3 separate regions of the Mus musculus genome follow, and regions 2 and 3 are each linked to region 1. The links are chromatin loops, found by intact Hi-C in ENCODE. Cell type or tissue: heart. All regions are shown on one strand. Links, peaks and the distances in the headings refer to the core of each region. The heading gives the core; the rest is flanking DNA.

What was found. Hi-C counts contacts between places; a loop is a spot of excess contacts. Peaks named below come from ENCODE experiments on the same cell type or tissue, not always from the same donor. Only the 100,000 strongest peaks of a DNase experiment are listed, where the experiment ranks them.
Region 2: a loop joins it to region 1, with 2.6 times the contacts of the local background. A loop is called at or near these places in 6 of 42 quality-filtered maps.
Region 3: a loop joins it to region 1, with 2.2 times the contacts of the local background. A loop is called at or near these places in 5 of 42 quality-filtered maps.

Annotation. Positions count from the first base shown.
Region 1 is chr11:79,394,734-79,402,338 of GRCm38, reverse strand. Nf1 (neurofibromin 1) reads right to left here. Exons shown (of 58, transcript NM_010897.2): 5 at 6,378-6,484. Among named protein-coding and RNA genes, the nearest start is that of Nf1, 59 kb to the right of the region's middle. In heart, for the core only: no CTCF peak of the experiment used is centred there; a DNase peak (open chromatin) is centred at 3,788.
Region 2 is chr11:79,016,376-79,021,375 of GRCm38, reverse strand. Ksr1 (kinase suppressor of ras 1) reads left to right here. Exons shown (of 19, transcript NM_013571.3): 16 at 563-694; 17 at 886-1,021; 18 at 1,681-1,814. Among named protein-coding and RNA genes, the nearest start is that of Gm11201, 4.7 kb to the left of the region's middle. In heart, for the core only: CTCF peaks have their summits at 1,338 (motif pointing left) and 1,914 (motif pointing left); DNase peaks (open chromatin) are centred at 665, 825, 1,915, 3,486 and 1 weaker place; H3K27ac peaks cover 1,736 bases.
Region 3 is chr11:78,953,567-78,958,566 of GRCm38, reverse strand. Nos2 (nitric oxide synthase 2, inducible) reads right to left here. Exons shown (of 27, transcript NM_010927.4): 23 at 3,585-3,672; 24 at 3,106-3,227; 25 at 1,923-2,071; 26 at 963-1,157. Among named protein-coding and RNA genes, the nearest start is that of Lgals9, 29 kb to the left of the region's middle. In heart, for the core only: a CTCF peak has its summit at 2,113 (motif pointing right); a DNase peak (open chromatin) is centred at 2,096; H3K27me3 peaks cover 4,234 bases.

The sequences.
Region 1 (7,605 bases), core at 1,335-6,334:
CTAGATGTGATGCCCTTACTTGGATAGATTAGCACAGCTCCTGGTACATGGTATTCAGCTATGGATCTAGCAAATGCTTTCTATCAATTCCTGTCCATAAGCACAACCAGAAGCAATTTGCTTTCAGCTGGAAGTCAGTAGTATGCCTTTTTACAGTTTTACCTCGAGGTTAGTACTTATCAACTCTCCAGTCCTGTGTCATAACTTAGTATGAAGGGAGCTTGAGCATCTCTCTCTACAAAATATCACCCTGGTCCAGTATACTCATGGCATCATGTTGACTGAACCAAGCGAGCAGGAAGGAGCAACCACTTTGGAAATATTGGTAACACTTATGTACATGGGAGGATGGTAAATAAATCCAGACAAAAGTCAAGGGCCTTCAACTTCAAGGAAATTTCTACAAGTCCAGTGGTGATATGCAGAAATATTCCTTCTAAGGTGAAGGGTAAGTTATTGCATCTGGTCTTTCCCACGACCAAGAAAGCAGCACAAAGCTTGGTGGGCCTATTTGGATTCCAGAGGAGCATACTCCTCACTTTGTTTTGTTATTTCAAGTAAGGAAGGAAGCTTCTAGCTTTGAGGGGAGCTAGAACAAGAAAGCTCGTCAACAGGTCCAGGCTGCTGTGCAGGCTGCTCTACCACTTGGACCATGTGATCCAGGAGACCCGCTAAAATGGTTCTTTAGATGGCAGTAGCAGTTTATAGCCTTTGGTAGGCTCCTCTAGGTGAGAGGAGACCCTTGGGATTTTAGAACATGGATCTATTGCCATCTGCAGACAACCATTCTCCCATTAAGAGACAGCTCTTTGCCTGCTATTGAATGGGCCACCAAGTTACTATGCTATCTGAGCTACCTATCATGAGCTGAGTAGTATTTGGTTTTACCAGCCATAATACCAAGCCATGAAGTAGGATGAACATAACAGCAAACCATTATCAAATGAAAGTAGAATATATTGTGATCAGGCTCCAGTAGGTCCTGAGCAAGATATATGAAGAAGTTGTCCAAGTGCTTGTTTTCTACTTCTGTTAAAGTGTCTTTTCCTAACAAGCATGTACCTATGATCTCATGGGGTGTTTCCTAGAATCAACTGACTGAGAAAAGAAAAGTTTGGAGACCAAGGTTTCCTGATGGTTCTGCACACTATGCAGGCACCACCCAGGTGTGGAAAGCTGCTGCATTATAACCTCTTTACAGAACAACCATAAAAAATGCCAGTGAAGAGAAATCTTCATTGTAAAGCAAACTTTGGGCAGGTCACATGGTTGTAAATTCTGCTTGGAATGAGAAATGGCCAGATGTGACTGTTTTTGAACTCATGGGCTGAAGCCAACAGATTGGCAGGATGGTTAGGGACTTAGGAGCATGAATGGAAAGTTAGTGAGAAAGGTTAACTAGGGAAGATGGGGACAAATCTCTCCAAATGGACAAATGATGTAAAGATACTTGTGGCCCATATAAATGTTCATCAAAAGGTGACTTTTGCAGAGGGGTTATTCAATAATGAAGTAGAAAGGATGACCCATTCTGTACACAGTCAGCCTCTTTCCCCAGCCATCTCTGTTACTGTCCAATGGGCCCATGAACAAAGTGGCCATGTTGGCAAAAAAGAACGTTATACATGGGCTTGACAACATGGACTTCCAGTCACCAAGGCTGTTCTGGTTATAGCAGCTGCTGAGTGCCAGACCTGCCAGGAGCAGAGACCCAATTCTGAGCCCCAGATATGGCACCATTCTCCCAGGTGACCAGCCAGAGACTTAGTGGCAGTCTGACAACACTGGACCAGTTCTTCCATAGAAAGGGCAACTCTTAGTCCTTACTAGAATACTTACTCTGGTTATAGATTTGCTTTTCCTTCTGCCAAAACTATCATCCATGAACTTACAGAATGTCTTATCCATCATCATGATATTCCACACAGAACTGCTTCTAACCAAGTAACTCACTTCACAGGCAAATAAATATAATAGTGGGCTAATGCTCACGGAATTCACTGGTCTTACCATGTTCCCTACCTCCTGAAGCAGCTAACTTGACAGAATGGTGTGAATAGCCTTTGGAAGACATAGTTACAATGGATATCGGTGACAGAACCCTGGAAGACTGGGGCAGGGTTCTCCAGAAAGCAGTATGTGCTTCAGCATCTAATATATGGTTCAGTTTCTCCCTAGCCAGGATTCAGGAATCCAGGGATCAAGGGATAGAAATGGAAATGGTTCCACTCACTATCACCCCTACAGTCCTACAGGAAAAACTTTTACTTTCTGATACCACAACCTTAAGTCTGCTGGCCTACTAGCTTGTGTTCCAGAAGGGGGGAGAACTTTTCTGCCCAAGGCATAACATACATTCCATTGAACTGGAAGCTTAAACTTCTTCCTGAAAACTTTGGGCTCCTGGTGCCCTTTAGAGTCAACAGACATCATCATCATCATCACAACAACAACAGTGTTAGGAGGGGTGGCCCCTCTAGACTTCCAGCGGCTAACTGGATTGCTCTGAAGGCCATGTCTTGAGTACAGCAGATCCTTTAGGGCATCTCTTGATGCTACTTCTTCTGTATTCCAACATATCCTGAACACCAGTAGCTTTCTAAGACTTCTCTAGGACTCCAGCATAATATTAGGACCGCTGGGACATCCAGTCTGGTTCTTGGCCCTTCTGTCAGGAGACAGCCATTGCTGGACTATCTGGGCCACACCTATAGGTTACTCTAATAAATCCCCTTTTGGGTGTGTATAAAGTCTATTTTTTTCTTTCTTAACAAAAATTGTATTTACTCATATTTCTATTCATTACTTTATTATTTTTGTTCTTTTGACAATTTCATACATATATGTAGCCTATTTCTGACTCCTGTCAAACTTCTCCCTCTTATTTCACTATTACCTCTATGACTCCCTAGAATCCTATTCACACATTACATTTTTGTACTCAGTGATGCACTGAGTTTAATTAGGGTCACCTGTGTGACCAGGGGTCTGCTACTATTCATCAGAGAACGATAGGCTGATCAGGTGGTACACAAAAGATAACATTGTTTGCTCTCCCCCAACCCAAATCCATTAGTAGTTCATAGTTCAGCAAGGAAGGGGAGGACCAAATGGACCCTTCTCAGATATATGAAGACTGTAGATGGGACCAGTCTTGTATAGGTCCATTGCTGCTGCTGCTGCTGCTGCTGCTGTGAGATCATGATTTTCATTGGCTGTGTCACGGCCACATGACAGTACTTTGCAGCTCTTCTCATTAGCTTCCAGCTCTTCTACTCTTCCCACTCCTCATTCTACACTGCTCCCTGAGCCTCAGAGAGGTAGCCTGAATGTTTTGTTTTTTTTTTTTTTTTTTTTGAGGGCTGAGCACTTGCCCACTACTTACTCTCAGTATCTTCAGCAGCCATGTGACTCTAAATTTTCCTTATTCATTATACTTTTCAAAGTAGTGTTTAACTCACGAACATAAACCTAAGTATTTTAAAGGCAGCTTGGCGCTTTATCAATTTAACTAAACAACAACAGTAAGTTCCCTTCCAGGGTCAAAGACCTCAGGCATAGGAAGTTAACTAGGTTCACAGTTCCAGGCATGGACTCCCTCTTGGGGAACAGGCTTCAAAACCAAGCACAGAGCATCTGGTTGTTTCCGTATGGTTGTGCCACTACTGCAATGAGTACATCTTGCCTACAAGTTGGTATTATGGGTGGCAGAGATCTCTGCGGTGCGATCCTCATTAATGCCTTTCTCCTCCAGTCTCCCACATACAACTTCTGCACTGTGAAAACTAGCCAGCAGGGGGAGCTCCCACCTCAGTTCTGCTGTGAAACAAGACATGTTGCCTCAGCACTGGGGAAATTGGACTTTTGCTCCCCATCTGAATTCCTTTTGTTGCTCTCTCTTGACTTACTGCCCTAGGTAAGATTTGGCATACTAAACTAAGTTCTAAAAGAGAACTGGAAACTTTTAGGTTGTTTGTTTTTGTTTTGCTGTTGTTTTTGATGCAGTGTTTCAATATATGGTTTTAGCTGGCCTGGAACTAGATCAAACTAGGCTTAAACCAAAGAGATCCACCTGCTTCTGCCTTCTGAGTACTGGCATTAAAAGTCTGCACCACACAAAGTCTGAACCTTAATCTCATTCTAGATTTTGGAGGAACTTCTCCTATTTTCCCCTCAATTAGTATAATGTTGGCTATGGGTTTTATTCATATGCATCCTTTTTTATGTTTTGGTGCATTCATTTATGCCCGCTGAGCTTTTATTATAAAGGAATGCTGAACTTCTGAAGCAAGGGCCTTTTCTGATCACCTGTGATTACCGGGTAATTTCTGCTCGTAAACCTACATGCTGGTTTACTCTATGGTTTATTCTATGTTGTGTTAAACCAACACTGCATCCCTGGAAGGAAACCACAGTGTTCTGGAGTTTTGCTTCTGGAGTTCTGTTGAGAATTCAAGTTTTCTTTTTGTTGCGTATTTATCACTGTACTGCTGGCTTCACAGAATGGTAGTACTCCTTCCTTTGCTATTTTTCTGTAAAGGAAATTTTTGTTTGACTTCGGCAGTGGATTCCATCTGCTCTTGCATTCTTTGTTGGGAGATCTTTTATTACTACTTGAATTGCCTTATAGCTGCTTCAATGTCTTTGATTGCTATGCATCTATTGAGGCTGTTAATACCATACTGACTCAGTTTTGATAGACCTAAGAATTTACCCATTTTTTTTCTAGGTTTACCAACTATTTAGAATATACCCTCCTTCTCTGCACTTCACTAGGACCTGTAGTTAACTCAGCTTGTTCATCTCTAATTTGATGGAGTCTTGACAAGCCAGGACTTGCCAATCCTGCTGAACTTTCCAGGAGCCGACTCTCTGTTTCCCTCTACACAGTTCTTTCATCCTTCAGTTCACTGATTTCTGCTCTGACCATCGTTACTTCCAGCTGTCCCCTGCTGCTGAATCTGGATTGTTCTTGCTTTTCTAAGACCTTGAGGTTATCATTAGGTTATCTGGGATATTTCTGACTTTTTAAATAGTAGACACTCATGTCTATAAACTTTTTTCTCTTAAAACTGACTTTCAAAGAATTCAAGATTCCATGAACACATGTAAAATTTGTGTACTAAATTAAAGGCAAAAAAGAAAAAAGTTTTCTGTCACTGTATTGCTTTTGTTTTTGTTTCTTTGAGATTGGGTCTCTCTACAGAAACCTGGCTGTTCTGGAGCTCTGTAGACCAGGCTGGTCTCAAACTCACAAGATCTGCCTGCTCCTGCTCCCAAGTGCTGGAATTAAAGGTGTATATAACTACATCCAGCTTAATAGCATGTTTTGTAATATTAAGTATTTTGAAAACTGTATTACACAACTATTAAAACTTCTCATAGCTTACATAACTCAAGCTCAGTCTCTCAGGTCAGAAATTAAGCCACTGTTTGAGATTTTCACTCCGTCCTTTGATGTGGAGGGAGTTGTTCGTTTGTTACTTTTCTGGAGACCAGGGCTTCCTCTATAGCCCATCATGACACTGAACTCACTACATAGCTCAAACTGGTCTTGAACTCTCCTTCCTCATCTGCCCATGTGCTGGGATTACAGGCATACACTACTCCAGCAGCTCAAGGCCATGTTCTTCAAGCACCTGGACAACCAAACAAATTGATTCTGCGACCTAGAGTCACTTAAGGGATCAAATTCTAAAAGGATAACATTCTCCTTATTAAAAGCAAAACTTGTAGCTCAAGAAAACTTCCCAGGCTGGAGAGATGGCTCGGTTAAGAGATGGTTAAGAGCACTAGCTGCTCTTCCAGAGGTCCTGAGTTCAATTCCCACCAAGCACATAATGGCTCACAACCTTCTGTAATGTGATTCCATGTCCTTTTCTGGAATGCAGGTCTCTATGCAGTTAGAGCACTCATATACATAAAATAACTTTTTAAAAAATCTTTAAAAAAAAAAAGGAAAGAGAGGGAGGGAGGGAGGGAGAGAGGGAAAGGGAAGGGAAGGGAAGGAAGGGAAGGGAGGAAGGAAAAAGAAAAAAGAAAACTTCCTACTGCCAAGATTTTAAATATCCATATTCTCAGATGAACATGACAGTAAAGACCCTTCTTGATCCCAGAACTCAGGGGGCAGAGGCAGGTGGATCCCTGAGTTCAAGGCTAGCCTGATCTACAAAAATGAGTTCCAGGAAAACCAGGGATAAACAGAGAGACCCTGTCTCAAAAAATAAAATTCATGTTCTGCTGTATTATTTTCAAATGCCCAAAATCCAGTCAAGCACATACATTTCTGGCCATTTCACAAGAACATGCACACTATAAAATCTATTTTGATATCCAGTTCAAACAAGTTTACTATAACCATATCTATTTAAACCTACCCTTCAGAAGTCGTTTTAATTTTGCACAATCCACATTGATATACTGTAACAATTCTATATCGTGAACATCAACATTATCTTCTGAACAGACAGTCAACTCCTGTAACCTGAAAAGTAAAAATCAAAAGTAATTTATCAATTTAAGTCTTAGAACAGTCCAAGATTCTGATTTAATAGAAAGGGGGTTTATGAATGAAAGACACATAAAATAAGAACATATTTATTTAAAAAAAACTAAATAATTCAACCGATTTAAGAGTCATGACAAAAAGTGATATTCCAGTAAACTTTGTATTTGTATCTTTAACACTGAGGTCTGAATTGTATTTCTCACATTAGCCATGGCTCTTCTGGAAAAACTAGTTAATTCTAAGATTGGAGCATATTTTCAAATGTATTTAGGTTTCCCTGAAATTGAAGACAAGGAAATTAGCAACTATTATAGTCAAGTCCAAAATCATACAGCTGTACAATCAGACACTATAACTGTTAAACTGGGACAATTGGAGTATCAGATTTTCTTCCTTTGTAAAAAATCACATTTATTTATTATATGTGAGCATGCATTATCAATCAGAAAAACAGAACTGTCCTCTCTATCCACCATACAAGTCTCAGGGACTGAAACTCAGGTTACCAGGCTGGCAGCAAGCACCAGTACCTGCTGAGCCATCCTACTGCCCCTGCCCCAACTTTTCTTTTTTCTACAACTGCAATCCACATGGGGGCAGGAGGAGCAGTAGTTACTGAGAGAAGAAACTCACAGGTGAGCTTTTCCAACTTTTAGAATCACTTCAATCTAAAAAGGAATAATGGTGGAACAGGCCTCTACCCTGCATTCCCTGTTTAGATTATATTATATTAAAATGATATAAATATACAAAAAAAAACAGTTTACAGGAAAAAAATGAAATAGTTTACATTTGAATCTAGTTTCAGCTAGGCATAGTGGCTCATGCCTATCATAGCCCATCATCCAAGCACTCGGGAAACTGGAGACAGGAGAACACAGGAGAATTACTGTTAGTGTGGGCTACAAAGTAAAGCCTGGTCTTGAGAAAGGAGGGAGGAAGAGAGGGGAAAGAGGAAAGAAGGAAGAAAATAAAGAGAAAGCACAATTTAATGCAAGGGGCTCTGGATTTTAATTCTCACAATCACAAAACCCATAAAGAAATACAGTATGTCCAATTTAAAAATAAAGAATGATAGACTCCAGCCAGATGTGGCG
Region 2 (5,000 bases), core at 1-5,000, 380 kb after region 1:
AGCCGGGGCACTGTGTAAGTGTGAAGTGCCCACAGCTGTGTTGCTGGAGAGAGCCTTGCCACACAGGCTAGGTCACCTCGGTCTGTGGTTCAGCCCATGCGCTTTCAGGCCAGTGTTGGGTGTGGGTGATATTTAGGTCCCTCATGGTACTCAGCTTCCAGGTGGGTACCATGCAGGCTGAGGGACCAGGCTGGTCGCCCCTCATGAGACAGAACATTGGGGTTTAGTTCCTGTGGTTGTAAAGGGTTGGGGTGGCAAAAAAAAGCCCTAAGAATGGGAGCCTAAGGAAGAGTGGCAGGCCAGTAGCATGCAGGTTTGATATCTGCAGTCATCCGAGACCTAGACAAACCAGCTGCTCTCCCAGCACGGGGACTCAGACCCTGTCACTGACGGCTCCCCGCCATTCCCAACTGTGGCCTCCCTCCCTAGACGCGCCCATCCTATTCAAAGGCAAGATCTCCTGCTCCTCTCTTGGCTTTCTGTGTACCACTTGTGAGTACAGATGTGTGTAGTCAGGCCACCCGCTCCCCCACTGAGGTGTCGTTCTTGTCCTGACCTCCAGGCGCGAGAACCAACTGAAACTGTCACATGACTGGCTGTGCTACCTGGCCCCCGAGATCGTACGAGAAATGATCCCGGGGCGGGACGAGGACCAGCTGCCCTTCTCCAAAGCAGCCGATGTCTATGCATTCGGGTGAGTCGACCACTGGCCCCCCCAAGTGCAAATGAGAAGGCCCTGGTGGGGGCGGGGGGGAGGTGTGCCTTGGAAAGTCATGGCTGTGCTAGCTGGGCAGAGTGACTGCCTTTGACCTCTGGTCTCTGGCATCTAGCGTGGGCCAGCCATTGTGGAGCTCTAGTAGCTCACACTGTGGTGTGTCTCCACAGGACTGTGTGGTATGAACTACAGGCAAGAGACTGGCCCTTTAAGCACCAGCCTGCTGAGGCCTTGATCTGGCAGATTGGAAGTGGGGAAGGAGTACGGCGCGTCCTGGCATCCGTCAGCCTGGGGAAGGAAGTCGGCGTGAGTAGAGGGACAGAAGGACAAGTGTGGGCTGGGCATGTGACATGACTGAGAAGGCTTTCGTAGTGGTACAGGCACAGGGACCATTAATACCTAATACCGTTATATGGAGAACAAAAGTGTCAGGGGTGTGTGCCTTGTGTTGGCAACGTGTGCAGGCCACACCCCTGGATGTCAGGACTACAGAGGGTGCTGTGGGGCTGAGTGGACCCTGAGAAGAAAGCCTTCCTTCTGTCATGGCAGCTGTTCTGAGGGTTCTCAGCGGCTGCTCCTGTATTTAGTCCTGCCTGTCCAGTCTCTGCTCTGGAACGCTGAGGCGCCCCCTAGTGGCAGGGCCGTTCTCTATGCTTTCCAAGAACCCTGCATTTACCTTCAGATGTTTTCATGTTCATAGGATGTACCTTCCATCTTGAAAGGCCGTCCGCTTTCATTCTGACCTCTCCCATTTTCCATTCTGTTTGACTTGGTCGCTGACAAGTCGAGGGGGAAGGAAAGCAGACAAGTCCTCTTTGACCTGGAAGGTTGGAGGATCACCTGATTCTGACTCCACAGATGCGCGGGGCACTTGAGTGCTTCTTGGGGCTCCTCGGGAAATGCTCTGTCCTTGTGCTTCACTACCCAGATGCCCACACACCACCAACCCCAGTGCTTCTTTACAGGAGATCCTGTCTGCCTGCTGGGCTTTCGATCTGCAGGAGAGACCCAGCTTCAGCCTGCTGATGGACATGCTGGAGAGGCTGCCCAAGCTGAACCGGCGGCTCTCCCACCCTGGGCACTTTTGGAAGTCGGCTGAGTAAGTACTCCCTCCTTCTGTGAACCATCCTGAGCGCCTCTGTCTAGAGTGTCTGAGGGCGCCCTCTGCTGGACATGCATCAGACCACAATCCAAGGCTTCCACGGTGTAGGAGCTGAAGGATTCTCACCTCCCCAGTTGATGCTGGAGGCCCCCTGTAATGGGGGGCACCTCCTTTCCACCTGTGAAAATCCACACATCACCGTAATAGACTGTCACTGACACCAAGCCCAGGCTAGACCATGGTGGGAGAGTTGTGCCTGAGAGAAGGGGTCAGAGGTCAGGTCCATGTGAGTACCAAAACAGCCCCCAATAAGCAACATCAGTATTGCTTAGGCTGGCACCCACTTAGTCACTGAACTGTTGAGCACTGGGAGCTTGCCGCCCCCTAGTGAGCCACGCCACTGAGCTCTGTGGCACCCGTGTCAGAAGCCTTTCCCCCTAGTGGCCCTTTGTGTCCTGAGACACAGAGCAGAAGAGGCTGCTGTCATCTCCTCTGTATTCTGTCCTGTTCTGTTTCTACTTTGGCTCTCTGGCTTCCTCTCCCAAAGACACCTCTCCAGCCACAACCCTTTGTCAGGATCTGGGTCCCTGTCACTTGTCTTGGCTTTCACAGTGGGCGTTAGGGAAGATCCAGAGTTGCATAAACTTTGCCAGTCATCAGGCGGTAAATCCTGGAAGCTGGGCAAGGGAGGTGCTGGCATTGGCGGTGGGGGAGGGGTCACGAGGCCCCAGGGCTGAGCCCTGTGCTGCTTGCTGCTGTAGATCTTCCTTAGGCCCTCTGGGTACAGGCTTCCTCCTCTGTGAAACCATGCCAGCACCGGACACTGGCATTCAGAGATGACTCCTGTTTCTGAAAACCAGTCATCCCCACGGTCTCAGCTCACAGATGGGAGAGGAGTCCACTAGTAGGGACCGTCACCAGGCCACAGCCACCAGCTCCCAGGCTTCCGTGGCTTCCTCGGACATGGGGTCTCTAACTCTCACTTCTGTTTTCTTTCCTGTCGGCTTCATCACTTTTCGTTTTTGGGGGGGTGGCGGATACACTGGCCTGTCTTGTCATCTCCCCTGTTCTACCATCCTGACTCCTCCACCTGTCTGCTGGCTGCCATCACCCACCGGGCTGGACCGGATTGGACGGCTCTCTTCAACTGCTGGTGAAACGGTCTCGGGCACCCCTAGCCGCTGGCGGAGCCGCTACTACGGGAAAGGACGCTATGGTCACCCCGACTTTAAGAACTCCTGTCCAGTTCTGGAGGAATAGTGTGTTTCTGCCATTCTCTCGTTTTCTGCCTGTGTGTGGCTGTCCTACCCACCCTCCCATTCTGTCTCTGCATGCCAGCTTCTCACATTCTTGCTTTGATTTCCCATAATCCATAATGACCTCTTGCATCTGAAATGGCCACCAGACTTGTGTTTCTCACAGAGAGTTAAAGAAACGCACGGTGTGCAGCAGGGAGGGCCCCTCTCCATACCACAGGAGCTAGCTAGCATGTGGGCGAGGGGGGTTTAGCGCTCAGTGAGCCAAGCAGGTCCCCCCAAGTCCCACTATGGCTAGAGCTCAGGAGAGGAGAATCCAGTGATCCGGCTGTGGTGGTGTACGCCTATCATCCCAGCATTGAGGAGGCCGAGGCAGGGGGATTTTAAGTTTGGGTCTAGCCTAGGATACATAGTAAAATGTCAGAAGTAGAATCATCAGTGGCAGCTGGGGACGGGGATGGGCACACGCCTTTAATCCCGGCACTCGGGAGGCAGGGGCAGGTGGATCTCTATGAGTCTGAGTCTGAGGCCAGCCTGGTCTACACAGTGAGTGCCAGAAGAGACCCTGTCTCAAAAAGCAAACCAAACAAGCACAAGTGAACGGCTGGGGGTGTGACTCTGTGTAGAGCTCTTGCTTAGTATTCACAAGGCTGGGTTTGGGGTCCAGAACTACAGACATTAATAATGATAATAGTAATAATGAATGTAGAGAGAGGGAGGGAGGAGCCAAGAAAGCAGAAGTGATCATCTCTGAAGCCAGTTTGCTCGTCACAGGGAGCCCTGGGGACCTACGACTGCCCCGTGGGAACTTGGAGAAGATTCCCTGTGCTTGTCCCCAGCCATTCTGAGGGGTGGAGGTGGGGATCCTGTTCTGAGGTGGGTCCCTGGGCATCTGGCCTGGCCAGGCCCCTAAGCCCTGGCTCCTTTAGGCTCAGACTCTGATACCACTCTCTCCTCTGTCCCTAGGTTGTAGACCTGGCTGTCTTGCATGCCCCGGGGCTTCCTTCCTCCTAAACACCGACTCAGCTTCGTGACTTCTGCTAAGACTCAAAAAATGCCAGCAGGCACTAACCCAGGGGACGCCATCTCTGCTGCTCCAGACTCCTCCCTGTGCTCCATTTAACAGCTTCCCCTCCCCTCCACATGGCCTGTGGGTGCCTGACTTTCATCACTGCCAGGGGAGGATGGCACTAACAGAGTGACCCTCGAGGCGGAAGAGCAGCTTTCAGCCGCCTTCCTGGATAAGATGGTCTCTTTTCTCTTGTTCTCCCAAGAGTGGCTCTTGCTTGTGTTCCTCTGCTCCCTAGCCCTTACTAACACCTTCATGAGCCCCTGCTGAGCATGCTCAGGATGGGGAGGGGCTCGGTGACCCTGGGACATTGTTCTACAAAGGGTGTCACAGTTCGGAGCTGCCCAGAGTCAGCACTGAGGTCATGGACCCTGACTGGAGTCCTCTCTTTCTCTTGAAGACAGGACACACACACACACACACACTGATGAAAGGCATCAGTTTAAAAAGGCTGGGTCCTTAGGAGCCACACTCAAAACTGTCATAAACAACGTGATACCTGCCACCAGAGCTTAGTAATGGAGGCAAACCTGCTGCCACATCTGTTAGGAGTTCATGTCCTTCCCTGACCAGATTTCTGCAGTCAGGCTCGGGATTCTGCTCCATAGTGGCCCCAGTAGGCCCCGTGTGAGCGCTATTTCTAAAAGGAGTGTGTGGCATTGCTGGTCCTCAGGCCTGGCTCACCCAGTCCCACATCCATGTGGGGCAGCCAGGGTGGAAACTACAGCTACCGCCATGCTGGGTGCTGGGCAGTCAGGTGGACAAGCATCTGTTTTCCCCTCAGCCCTGCCAGGAAGGGAATGTAGCCGAGGCCCGGGGCTTAGGGAGGCCAGGAGCAGCTCTGCCAAGACTGTGGGC
Region 3 (5,000 bases), core at 1-5,000, 440 kb after region 1:
CACAAACACCCCAGCTCTGAGCTGCTGTTCTGCGTCTTACCCAAAGCAGTGCGCACCCTATGTGCTTGATTTGATCAACTCTGCCAGAATGTAAGCTACGTTTAGGTAGGTCTTTTGCTTTTGTACTTTCGAAATAGGATCTCATATAGCCCAGTCCAGCCTTGGACTGACTATGAAACCCAGGGACAATCTGAACTCTTGACCCCTGGGCCTCCACCTCCCCAGTGCTGGCGATACAGGTGTGCTCTGTGATCTATCGTGATATTGACAACATTTTCACCTGTTTTGTTGACTGCTTCTTACCTCTAACACATAGTAGATGTTTAATATAAATGGGGAGCATAACTTCGAGCCTTAAAGGCAGGTTTAGGAACCAGAGAGACAGAGAGAGGGAAAAGGAGAGAGGGGCCATGTGTCTGGGCTCTCACATTCGCTGTTAGGGCACCAGGGCCCCTTCCATCTGCAAAATGATGGAACAGTCATTCTTCCGTCATAAAGCCCTTGGAAGGGCAGAAGGAAAGGTCACCACGGGGCAATCATTGGTGAGCACCTGGCACAAGGCAGACCCTGCTACCAAGAGTCCTTCCTGTGAGAAATGAGGGCACCTAGCCAGCAACCTATTGTAAATAAGTGTCTGTCCCCCATAGGCAGTAGGGGACAGTCCACAGCCCTGTTATGCTCAATGGGCATTTAGGCAGGAGTGTGGGGAGCAGAGACTGCTGCTTTCATCCCAGATATAGAGAAATGGAACACACTGGCCTGATTTCTCAGCTAGCTGGCAACCACTATGGCATGGAAAGACCAGGCTTGAGGAGCCCAGCCGGCCCCAGGTTTCTGCAGTGGTGCCGAGGATCTCAGGGCACACACCTCCCCCACCCCAGTTCTGCATCCCTGGTCCTAGTTCCAAAGGCTTGTGACCTTGGTCTACTCCCCTCTGGAGGGTCCCACCCCAGCTCCCATACCTTGAGCTGGAAGAAATAGTCTTCCACCTGCTCCTCGCTCAAGTTCAGCTTGGTGGCCACCAGCTTCTTCAATGTGGTAGCCACATCCCGAGCCATGCGCACATCTCCGCAAATGTAGAGGTGGCCCTGCTCCCCGTGGAGCACGCTGAGTACCTCATTGGCCAGCTGCTTTTGCAGGATGTCCTGAACGTAGACCTAAAAGCAGAGGACACGGTGGGACCAGCCCTGGATGCTGGTGTCACTGTGGTCAGGCACACTGGCCATGGGGAGGGGAAGAGGGCCATTGAGGGCTTCAGTCAGGACCTCAGCTCAGGATAGACAAGTATCCTGTCCTCCTGGCCAATGGAACCCGTAAAGCTTCCCTCAGGTCACCATACTTTAGAGACATCAAGTTTATAGCTCTGCCCAGGGCTGTGAGATCTGCCTGTCTACACCCCGGAAAGAGGGGGCTTCCCAGTATGTATTAGCCCCAGCTCTGATTTGTAGCTCAGGTATAGGCTCCTAGGCTTTCCATTTATAAAGAAGGTCCTGCAGTCAGTCAGGAGTCTGTTTGTTTTTGTTTTTCATCTAAGATGACCAGTGGTCCAGCTTTAGGATGCAAATGGGGTCTTCAGGGAATGTTCACATGGTCCTGAATGGAAAGTGTGTAGGCACTGTTCATGCCCCTGGAGCAGAGTGCCAACCTGAGGGCCCTGGGGGGAATCAGCTCCACCTTCCAGTCTTACTGAACTAAGTGTAAAGCCAGCCCGGCCCAGCCCTGCGTCCCAGAGATGCTGGGCACCTGCAGGTGTTTGCACTGTGGAGATTAAACTACAGTGAGCTTGATGTTGTCATCGTGCTCTTCATCTCTCCCTGCCACTGTGCAACTGTCTTCACTGCAGGCTTGGAGTGGAAGGGCTGTATAGCCTGGGCAGGGGCCATCATGCGTGCTCTGCCAGCTTGCTGGGTGGCTGCACTTACCTTGGGTTTGCCGGGCAGCCGGGAGTAGCCTGTGTGCACCTGGAACAGCACTCTCTTGCGGACCATCTCCTGCATTTCTTCCTGATAGAGGTGGTCCTCCTCCGGGTGCCGGCACCCAAACACCAAGCTCATGCGGCCTCCTTTGAGCCCTTGAAGATCCAGAAGGTTGCAGTTACCACAACGGCCACCAGAGGGCAACCTGTGAGCACCAGGTACCCAATGGGTAGGTTTCTGATCTGGCATTATTCCCATTTTATAGCTAATGGTGGCACTCTTAAAAAACATGGTTCAGGAAAAAAAAGTATCAGTTCTGATTATGTCTACACATTGCTATTTCTTTTACTTGACATATTCTATTTTAATCTTACTTCTTCTTTTAAAATATTATTATAGCCAGTTCTTGGGAATTAGAAGCAGGAGGATTGATTTCCTGCAAATTTGAGGACAGCCTCCTCTGTATAGGGAATTTTCAGTTCATCCAGGGCTACAATAGCAAGACTTTGTCTCAAATATGTATAGGTGTGTGTGTGTGTAACATGCTAAGGACATTCTTTTAGTGGAATATCAGAAACTCGTGGCCTTCTTTTGTGAAAATCATCTCCCCTGACCCAGATGCTACATCAAATATAGGTGCAGAGGCCTCAGGCATCTTGAAGGTCAAACATTGCTAAGGGTTTCTTCCAGAAAAGCCTCATCTGGAGGATTCCAGACAGAGCTGTCCATCCTTCCCAGCTATTTCTCCAATGAAAAGAAAATGTCTTCATCTAAAGTCTGTTACTCTCATTCCCCCTTCACTCTGGGGACCCCTACACAGGCTTATTAATCTCTGTGTTATTAATGGATGGTCCAGCAAGGAGGCAAGCATTTAAAACCCAGCAAAATGGGCTGATGAGATGGCTCAGCAGGGAGAGGTGCTTGCCGTCGTGACTGACAAGCTGAATCTGATTCCTGGAAGAAGTAAAACAAGTTGACCTCTGACCTCCACATGCGTACCAGGACATACACACTCCTCTAGATACCTTAAAAATTAACAAGGAAACATGGAGACGTGGAGTGGGCAGAGCACAAACACTCCACATCTGTGTACCTGATTATGGGATATGGTGTAGTAATTTGATGTGCCTGTGTAATGATCAGGTCGGTCACAGTGACAGGCACACTCCCTATTGAGTAAGAGCTGTACCTTTGTGCTGGGAGTCATGGAGCCGCTGCTGCCAGAAACTTCGGAAGGGAGCAATGCCCGTACCAGGCCCAATGAGGATGCAAGGCTGGGAGGGGTCCTCAGGGAGCTGGAAGCCACTGACACTGCAGGAAGACAGAAGGAGAAAGACCCTGGTCTGCAGATATCCCAGGCTAGGAGCACATGCAGGATAGGGCTGGGGACCTAAGCGCCTGGCGGGGACCTGTGCACATCTTCATCTTCCCAGCCCAGGCAACGGCCTCTCTCCACACTGGGCCAGTCTCATTGGATCCCACCACAGGCATCACTGTATCTGTGTCATGGACTCCACGACACCTTGTAACCAGATGGCAAAACGAGGAGACAAAGAATTACCCCCTAAACCTTTATGGGCCGAGAGGAGACTCAGTCTTAGACCCTTCCCTTGCATTGCAGAATCCCCAGGGGCTAGGGGCTCCAAAGGGCCCCGAGTGGGTGCTTACCTTCGCACAAAGCAGGGCACTGGGTCCTGGGGCTTCAGGTTCCTGATCCAAGTGCTGCAGACACCATGGTGCAGGGGACCCTGACCATCTGCAAGGAAAACACAGGCCTGACTAACAAGCCCCGTGGGCTTCGTGCAACCCGGCTGGGTGTTCTTCCTGCAGTGTCAAGCCCCGTTGGGTGGCTGCTTCCTGAATGAGGAGTTACCTCTTCTCCCAGCTGTCTATACAGATCAGGGAAGGCAGTCAGGGGCCTGGTGAGCAACTGCGCCTTTGCCATTGTAGAAACTGAGTCACACAGAAGGCAACGGAGCAAGGGACTAAAGTCATGGTGGACTCAACTTCCTGCTCAGGTTCCTCAGTCTTACGCTAGAGCATCTCCCAAGTGCTTGTCTAGGGACCCTCCCAACATCCTTTCCCCACTAAGGCTCTGCCCACGCAGTGTGAAATGATCCCCAGGGCTGGCCATTGCTGAGTGTCCTCATGAAGGAGGCCTTTGCCAATAGGAACTCTGGGTGAGGGGTGGTCTTCCACGCCCCCTGTCTATTCTGGCATCTCCATCTTCCCCAGAAGCCTTTTCCTGGGCTTGTGGGTACCCCAGTGTCCTCTGGGTTACATTCACTTCCCCATGGCCTGACACATAAGGGAGGCCTTTAGCAACTGGAATAGTTGTTTGGTTCTGGTCTGCATGAACCAGCCTTGTCAGGGCTCACCCGCATCTCCTCTCTCATTCAATGGTGTGGTATGGTCAGTGAGGATGGACAGACACAGGCTCTGTGCAGTATTTACAAACTGCGCTCTTGGCCAAGGAGAGAGATCTCGGAGATGTGGACGCTTTCCAGCCCTTCCAGCTCAAACAGAGCTCAGTTACAGTGGTTAGAACAGGGAGGTCCATCCAGTGGAGGAACCAAGCCTAGAACACTTGACCTCCTAGTCTAGGGCAGCTTCACACACACCCCACTCCCTCCCTCGTGATACCGGGGGCCTCTGAGCACCCACACAAACATATGTCCAAGTATGTCCATGCCTGAACTCTTTTTTGACTTTCTGGCTGCTCTGTGAGGGCAGGGCCTGTCTGCAGTTTCCACACCCAGTGTGGCCCCTGGCATGGAGGTGAGACACGGCCATCACAGGATGGGAACACTGAGGGAATGAAAAAAATTGAGAAAATGTTCCCTGCATCCACCTGCATCATTAGGATGACCAAAAGTAACTGAGTTCCCTACGCATTCAAGGCTTTTCACGTCTGAGCCTATTCAACAGCCAGAGACTGTAACAATGGTCCAGTTCTTAGCTTCAGCAGGTAAACTCCCTGAATTTGTGTCTCTAGTTAATGACAGGTGTCTCTGAACAGGTGGGTTAACCTCTCCATGACTCTTTTCCTTCCTCGTAAAATTACACATGGAAGCCATCTCCTAC